Regions from separate parts of the Homo sapiens genome. Here all the other regions are linked to region 3. The links are chromatin loops, found by intact Hi-C in ENCODE. Cell type or tissue: endothelial cell of umbilical vein. All regions are shown on one strand.

Region 1 (2,500 bases), 77 kb before region 3:
GGCATTCAATTAAAACAACTACAGCAAGCATAGCAGCAGGCGGCATTTCACTACGTTTTCACTCCTGAAGCCTCAAACTGGGGAGAATATTCAGTCCTTCAACTGGAAAAAATGAGATATATTCTGAAAGTTTCTTGACCGTACCTCTCCAAAAAATGAAAATCCCTACCCTGATGGAATAAAACTTTGTTTTGATAATCTTTGCATAGAGAAAGCACATAAAAGTCATTGGGCCACTCTTTTTTTATGTCTCTTGTTCTCAGGGGACAGAGCACTCCTTCTTCCTTCCTTTTTATTTGTTTTGTTCACTGATTTATTTCTAGTATTTAGAGCAGGACCTGGACTAGCTGTGCAGTAAATGTTTTTTTGAATGAACAACTCCAAGTGGAAGATGGGAAAATGTGGCAAAAGAAAAAAAAAGCAATCCAAACTTTTCATTTTCTTTTCTTTTCTTTCTTTCTTTTTTTTTTTTTTTTTTTTTTTTTGAGACAGAATCTTGCTCTGTCGCCCAGGGTTGAGTGCAGTGGCACGATCTCGGCTCACTGCAACCTCCACCTCTCAATTCAAGCAATTGTCCTGCCTCAGCCTCCCGAGTAGCTGGGATTACAGGTGCCTGCCACCACACCCAGCTAATTTTTGCACTTTTAGTAGAGATAGGATTTTACCATGTTGGCCAGGATGGTCTCAAACTCCTGACCTCAAGTGTGATCAGCCTGCCTTGGCCTCCCAAAGTCCTGGGATTACAGGCTTGAGCCACCATGCCCAGCCCAATCCAAGCTTTTCCTGAAGGATCACGAGCCCTGCTTTTTATCCTTTCTGAGGTTCCAGCAGGGATTAAATTGATGCCCAGGTTCATTGCTGATGGCCAGGCCCCAGCCACCACCTGTGGAGATAGGAAATATGTGGCCTTACTCCCAACACTTCCAGGTGGAGGCAGGAGCTAGAGCCAGCCGCTTATTCCTCAAAGGAAACAGGAACAGGATGTGGCAGCAGCAGCAACTTGATTGACAATAAAAATCAAACTCAGACACTTGGAACAACACAGACCCAAGACTTTGTTCTACATCCAGTGACTCACCAGACTGAACAGAAGTTTAAAAGGAGTCCTAGAACTACATTAAGTTGCCCAATTGCTTCCTCCCTTGGCTTTCTTTCAACCAGAGGTGCAGTGTCCAAGAGAAAGGTGGTTGCGATTGCTTTTAAACATGCACCCATTTGTTATTTCAGCTCCACAAAGCGCCTCAAGTCTGTGGAGGATGAAATGGACAGTCCTGGTGAGGAGCCATTTTATACAGGCCAAGGGCGCTCCCCAGGAAGTGGCAGTCAGTCAAGTGGATGGCATGAAGTGGAGCCAGGTAAGCAGAGTGGCGGCACGGGCATGTGGCTAACACTGTGAAACTGAAAATACGTGTGGGGTCCCATGCCACGCATAAAAGTGAAGAAAGAAAGCTCAAGGTAGTTCACTTTTTCAGGATGAGCACTTGTTTGTATTGTAATCTGATTGCCACATTCATAAAAGGATGGCTGTGCAAAGCAGTAGTAATTCAACTGAAATGCAAGACTGGTGAGATGGTGTATGATTTTCTGCTCTTACATATTTTCCCCTACACCACAATCCAGCATTTGATTTGCTTTTGGTTTTTTTGTTTGTTTTGTTTTGTTTGTTTGTTTGCTTTTTTGAGACAGAGTCTTGCCCTGTCGCCCGGGCTGGAGTACAGTGGCATGATCTTGGCTCACTGCAACCTCCTTCTCCCTGGTTCCTCCTTCTTCTGCCTCAGCCTCCCGAGTAGCTGGGATTACAGGCACCTGCCACCACGCCTGGCTAATTTTTTGTATTTTTAGTAGAGACGGGGTTTCACCATGTTGGCCAAGCTGGTCAATTTTTGTATTTTTAAAAGAGACGGGGTTTCACCATGTTGGCCAGGCTGGTCTCAAACTCCTGACCTTGTGATTCACCCACCTCGGCCTCCCAATTGTTTTTGTTTTTATACTATCTTTTGGTTTAGTTTTTGAAATTATCTTTTAATCCTAATAAAAATCTATCAACTTTTTCAGCAGGATCGATAACATTCGAAAGAAGAATGGGTTCCTTGCGATAGTTTAGACTCAGATTTTTATATAATAAGGACACTTTGCAATATTTTTCCTATTACTGGATATCATCATGATTATTTTTCTATTTAAATGGAACAACTCTCTTTATTCTGATCTGTACTAAACTGAACAAATGATGACTGCTGGTCTAATCTCCTGGGGTAGTCTAATCTTGGCTCTGGAGTCTTGGGAGTAATATGGATAAGTCTGATTGCAAAAACTATTTGAAACCCTTTCCAATGTCTAACACGTGGTTTAGAGGGAATCTTCTCCAAAGCTTCCTGAATATGGCAAGTCCAATGGGTATAAAGGATAGAGTATGTGCCTTGAAATCAGACAGTTGGAGTGCCAACCTGGCTTCAACTCCTGCTGGCTGTGTGATTGTGGGCAAGTTACCTAGCCTCTC
Region 2 (2,500 bases), 470 kb before region 3:
TTGCCCAAGGGTTCTTCAGTTAGCATGCAGCAAAATGGGACCCTGAACACAATGTTGTCAGAATCCAGGTCCTAAACTCTAATCAACTACGTCTTAAAGAAAGTATAAATGAAAAATACAGGTGGCAGTCTAAGAAGACACAGAAGAATGCAAAGACTACATCCATTCATTCAAATGTTCAACAAATACCTATTAAGCTCCGACGGTACCACAAGCATTTTTTTTAACCCTGAGGATATAGTGATGATCAAAAAAGGCTGTCATGGGAATAATTTCTTTCGGAGACAGCAGATGATAATAGAGGAACATATAAGATAAATAAGAAGAATCCTGCAAGAGAGAAGTACAGTGAAGAAAATAAACCAGGGCAAAATGGGAGGGTCTGCTTTATATTGGGTGGTCAGGTAGGTTTCACCCAAGAAAGTTGCCTATAAGCTGAGGCTTCAAGGACAAGAAGGTACTAACCTTGCAAAGGTTTGGTTAAAACACCTTCTAGGCAGGAGAAATAGCGAGTGCCAAGGCCATAAGGCAGGAATGGACTTGATGCCTCCACAGAAGAGGAGGAGGCTGCAGTGATGAGTGAGGGAATGGTAGAAGAGGAGGTCTGAAAGGAGGGGCAGTGAAGTCTCGGGGGCCTGGCAGGTCATCACAAGAAATTAGGTTTCATTCTAATTAAGAGAGGAAGCCATGGAAGCATTTGAACTATTTTCAATGATTTGCATTATAAAAACATAATTTTGACTACTGTTTGGAGGGGACAAGAAGTTGCAGGGAGACAAGAGGGGAGGCCACTGCAGGACTTCAGATGGAGCGATAATGTTAGCTCAGATCAAGTATAAGTTAGCAACATGAAGAAGTGGCCACATCCTGAATGTAACTGGGGAAATTGCTGACCTGACTTGCCACTTTACACTTTTGGAAGTGGACAGGAGCTGCTGCCTTTCTGATACTCCCACATGGTGCCCCCCTGCCAGCTGCTTTCATTATGTTTTGACCGGCTTCTGCCAAGTCAGACTACAAAAACTTCACTGAAATAACAGAATGTGATGCCGTCATCTCCTCTGCACACCCCAGGAGAGGGTTTTATAAAGTTTCACAAACAACAACACCTGCTAGGAAGCCAGACAGCTCCCCTGACCACTGCCCAGGCTGACCCAGACAGAAGAGAGAAGACACTGGCAGAGAACTCCCTGCTCTTCTAAACAGCCCCAGGGGTGGTTTGCCCTGTTCACTGTGGTCAAAGTGGCATTACTACTTCAGAAGAAATAGAAAATGAGGTGAATAGAAAACAGAAGAAAGTTGAGGTCACAATAAGATACCACCTCATATATTTAAAGGAAACTGAGAGACGCTGGGTTTCCTCCTGGCACGTCTGTGAAAATGCGAGAAAGGTCTGTCTACCACCAACTTGTTTAAACCAGGGGAAATTCATCAGAAGGATAATGAAGAACTTGACAGGGAGCATTCCTTTGTGTCATGTTCTCAGGAGTGAAGACAGCTGGTGGCATGCAATCGTCTGCAGGTCTGACTCAGGGAGACAGAAGGTTGGGCACAAGGTGAACTGTCAGGAGAAAAAAAAATTGAGAGAACCTTAGAGAAGATGACCTTTGTACATAATTGATCTGACAGAGCACTGCCCACCCCATCACTACAGCTGAAATATGGCCACTCTCCCATGTGGGAATGCACTTGCGTTTAAGGGCACCAGACGCCATCTATTAAGGAAAGTGTTTAAGCAGGAAGGATAACATGTCTGTCAGTCTGAGCTAGTGATTCTGGGGACTCAAACACCATGCCAGAGTCCAGGATTAAAAAAATTCTACCTCTATTCTAAATAAAAAGGAATTTTATTCATCAAATGAACAAAGGAACAGAGTGAATGGCTTATGACAACCTCCCCTCCTGACATTTGGTTTGTTAGTTGTACTCAGGGAAAAAATGTTGTCCACTCTAGAGAACTTCATAAAAAGTGGTTCTAGAATTATTCTCAGCTACTTGAGTTTGCTAATTCCTAAGGGTAGGGTAAAAGTTGTCCATTATTTCATCAACAAATATTTATTTAGTATTCATCATTCTGCTAGGAACAATATTAAACAAGATAGGCACACCAGCCCTGCCCTCATGAACTTAACAATTCAGTCAGCTTTCAGGCCTTTTCAGATATTTAGGCATATGTATTAGTCTGTTCTCATATTGCTATAAAGGACTGCCCAATACTGGGTAATTTATAAAGAAAAAGGTTTAATTGACTCACAGCTCTGCATGGCTGGGGAGGCCTCAGGAAACTTACAATCATGGCAGAAGGGGAAGGAAGCACAACCCTCTTCACATGATGGCAGGAAAGAGAAGTGCCAAGCAAAAGTGGGAAAAGCCCCTTATAAAACCAACATAACTCTTGAGAACTCACTCACTATCACAATAACAGCAGCATGGGGTAACCTCCCCCATAATTCAATTACCTCCCACTGGGTCCCTCCCACAACACATGGGGATTATGGGA
Region 3 (2,500 bases):
GCTTCCTTTTTTTTAATATTAAAGTGAGAACAGTGGCAATAGAGAAGGGGAAGGTAAAAAAGAGATTTCACAGGAAATTTTACATTGTATGGGAGAGGAAGGGAATAGACCAAAAATCTGCTATCCATTAAATTAGCACTTGGAACTGTGGGAAAAGGGGGACAGAAAATGATGTCAGGAAAAGGGTTGGAAAAAGGAGTTGTGAGTTGGTGGACAGAACTGACAGGAACTAGATCAAAAGTTGATGATAGCCATGCATGGAACTTAGAAAACCATAGTGCCAAGTGCAGAAATGCCATCAACATTTCTAGCTTTTAGGTGGGTCTCCATAACAATGCTTCTGATCAGTGACATTCCAGGGTACTAAGGGAAATGTACTGGGTACTCACCAGGTTTCTCTGGGGGAACAGGAGGAAAAGTCATGATTCAAGGAGTAGGACAGACCTGTTCTGACATCCTGGCTGTGCCATTTATCTCAGTGATCTTGTGTATCTTACCCTTTAAAATTCAGCTTCCTCATCTGTGAAATGAAGGCAATAATAGTATCTACCTCATAGAAGAAACCCCAATTAAGTGTGGTTTAAGCCAGTCAGGATTATTTTCCTCCCGTAACAAGAAATCTGTGAGTGAGTGGTTGTTGGCATTGTTTCAGCGCTGCACGAGGCCAACAGGAACCCATGCCGTTCCTAACATTCTGCTCTGTCTTCCTCAGTATGCTGCCTCTTCAGCCTCATGCTTAGAGCCTCTGACGGCAAGATGGCTGCTGCAGCTCCAAATAGCATAGTCATATCATACCTTATTTTTCCTCTAATATCAGGGAAAAGGCCCTGCTATTCCTCCTGTGCACCCTGCTAGCAAATTTCTTTGTAGGTCTCATTGGCTAAATCTGGGTCACATTTTAATCTCTAGCTGCAAAGGATGCTGAGAAAACCAGCAGAAGATTATCTTGATTGGCTCAAATCATGACCGTCACCTAGGACCAGTCACATTTGCCTCTCTAAGCAAAATTGTCCCAAGGAAGAAGGCGCAATAGGTAGTGGATAGACTGTTAATAGGATCTGCCATATTCTTTTTTCCTATTCCCTGATAGGTTTCATGCACTTTTCAACTCCAGTAGTTGCACTTGACCCTCTTGTCTCTGAATGCTTGGCTTATTATTCTGCCTTTCCTCCACACACTCCCTATGTGTTTAGGAGATGTAGATGCTATGTGCGTGACTGTGCAGAGGTCATTTCTTTTCAGCCTCTGTTTGAGGTCCAGGATTTGGGCAGAAGTCCTGGCGTTTTGTGCAGACCTGCTCCCATGGGGCTGGGTCACCGTGTGCTGGTTAAACATGGACTCTGAAAAGGCTGAGTTGGAGGATATGTGCCTTTGTGGTTGCAGGGGAGCTCTGTGAAACAGTGCCCCCTGGGTGCCCTCCAGAGTGCTTACCAAACAGGCAGCAATAGGTTCTGGGTTTCTCTTTTATGACTTGGAACCAGATGCTTCCTTTGCAAAGGAAAAGAGCCTGGTTTTGCAGAGCTTGAGTCAACACAAGTTCAGAGAACAGGAAAATGAGTTGACTGGCCCTGCTGCATGAACTTTGAGGAGAGAACTCAATACAGGTGGTGTTCTCGCTGTCCACAAAGTCCTTGCTTGTGAAAATCCTATGCCCAAGAAATTGGCCTTACCGAATATTTCTACACTCTAAATAATGACTGTTCACATGAGGAAAGGATTCAGCATTAGGAATCCTTTTGGACCTAGGCTTTCCCAGGGCTTCTAATGAGTCTAAGGCCTTGAAAGTTCCACTGACACACACAGTTTCAAGCCCAGAGCTTGCTGTCTAATGTGAGATCCATCGAAGATCTCACGTGAGGTCTCAGTGATTCTTCCTGCCACTTTTCTCACACCCACCTGCTTACCTTCCTGTTTGTTTATTGAGGACTTAGGCACATTCTTTGATCTGTGCCCTGTCTTTTTGGGATATAGCCTTTCTATTGAGTCTGTTCATTGAGTTACATTCCACAGCACACACCTCCCCCAAAATATTTGCATGAGAATTTTTCTTAAGGTCTCACATTGCTTCCTTTACAGCAGAGATGAAATAACTTAGCACTTCTAATTGGCTTTTCACTTTCCAAACGCTTTACACATTTAACTAATGAGTCACATGAGCTTGTGATAAGCCGGATCCCTTGTCTTGGAGCAGGGACACTGGGTTAGGACAGGCTGTTCTGGCCCTGTGTTTCTCACCCTCAACACCCTCCTTCCTCAGAGTCTGAATGTGTTGAGATAATGGGGATGCCACCAGGCACAGTTGTTCTCAGCACAGGGCAACCTCGGACCCTCACAGTGCTGCCTTAATAATGTGGGAAGCACCCTTTGCTGCCCTCCAGGGCTGGACTATGCTGCATATCTCCTGTTGCCTTGACTAGTGAAGGGAAGCATAAGGCCAGCCCTCATGACATACAGCTTCTGCCCCTCTCAAGCGCAGTCTTCCTTCCATTGGTCCCTGGCA

The links. Peaks named below come from ENCODE experiments on the same cell type or tissue, not always from the same donor. Only the 100,000 strongest peaks of a DNase experiment are listed, where the experiment ranks them.
Region 1: a loop joins it to region 3, with 5 times the contacts of the local background. A loop is called at or near these places in 13 of 110 quality-filtered maps.
Region 2: it touches region 3 in a loop (3-fold over the local background); 4 of 110 quality-filtered maps call a loop at or near these places.

Annotation. Positions count from the first base shown.
Region 1 is chr1:61,357,920-61,360,419 of GRCh38, forward strand. It overlaps NFIA (nuclear factor I A), which reads left to right. Exons shown (of 11, transcript NM_001134673.4): 6 at 1,228-1,355. Among named protein-coding and RNA genes, the nearest start is that of NFIA-AS1, 110 kb to the left of the region's middle. In endothelial cell of umbilical vein, no CTCF peak of the experiment used is centred here; a DNase peak (open chromatin) is centred at 1,042; H3K27ac peaks cover 520 bases.
Region 2 is chr1:60,962,244-60,964,743 of GRCh38, forward strand. NFIA-AS2 (NFIA antisense RNA 2) reads right to left here. Exons shown (of 7, transcript NR_110617.2): 2 at 1,323-1,561. Among named protein-coding and RNA genes, the nearest start is that of NFIA-AS2, 7.2 kb to the right of the region's middle. In endothelial cell of umbilical vein, no CTCF peak of the experiment used is centred here; a DNase peak (open chromatin) is centred at 1,028; H3K27ac peaks cover 2,099 bases.
Region 3 is chr1:61,434,763-61,437,262 of GRCh38, forward strand. All of the region lies in intron 10 of NFIA (nuclear factor I A), which reads left to right. Among named protein-coding and RNA genes, the nearest start is that of NFIA-AS1, 180 kb to the left of the region's middle. RefSeq lists an enhancer at 1,829-2,330. In endothelial cell of umbilical vein, a CTCF peak has its summit at 1,426; DNase peaks (open chromatin) are centred at 669, 1,489 and 2,169; H3K27ac peaks cover 2,304 bases.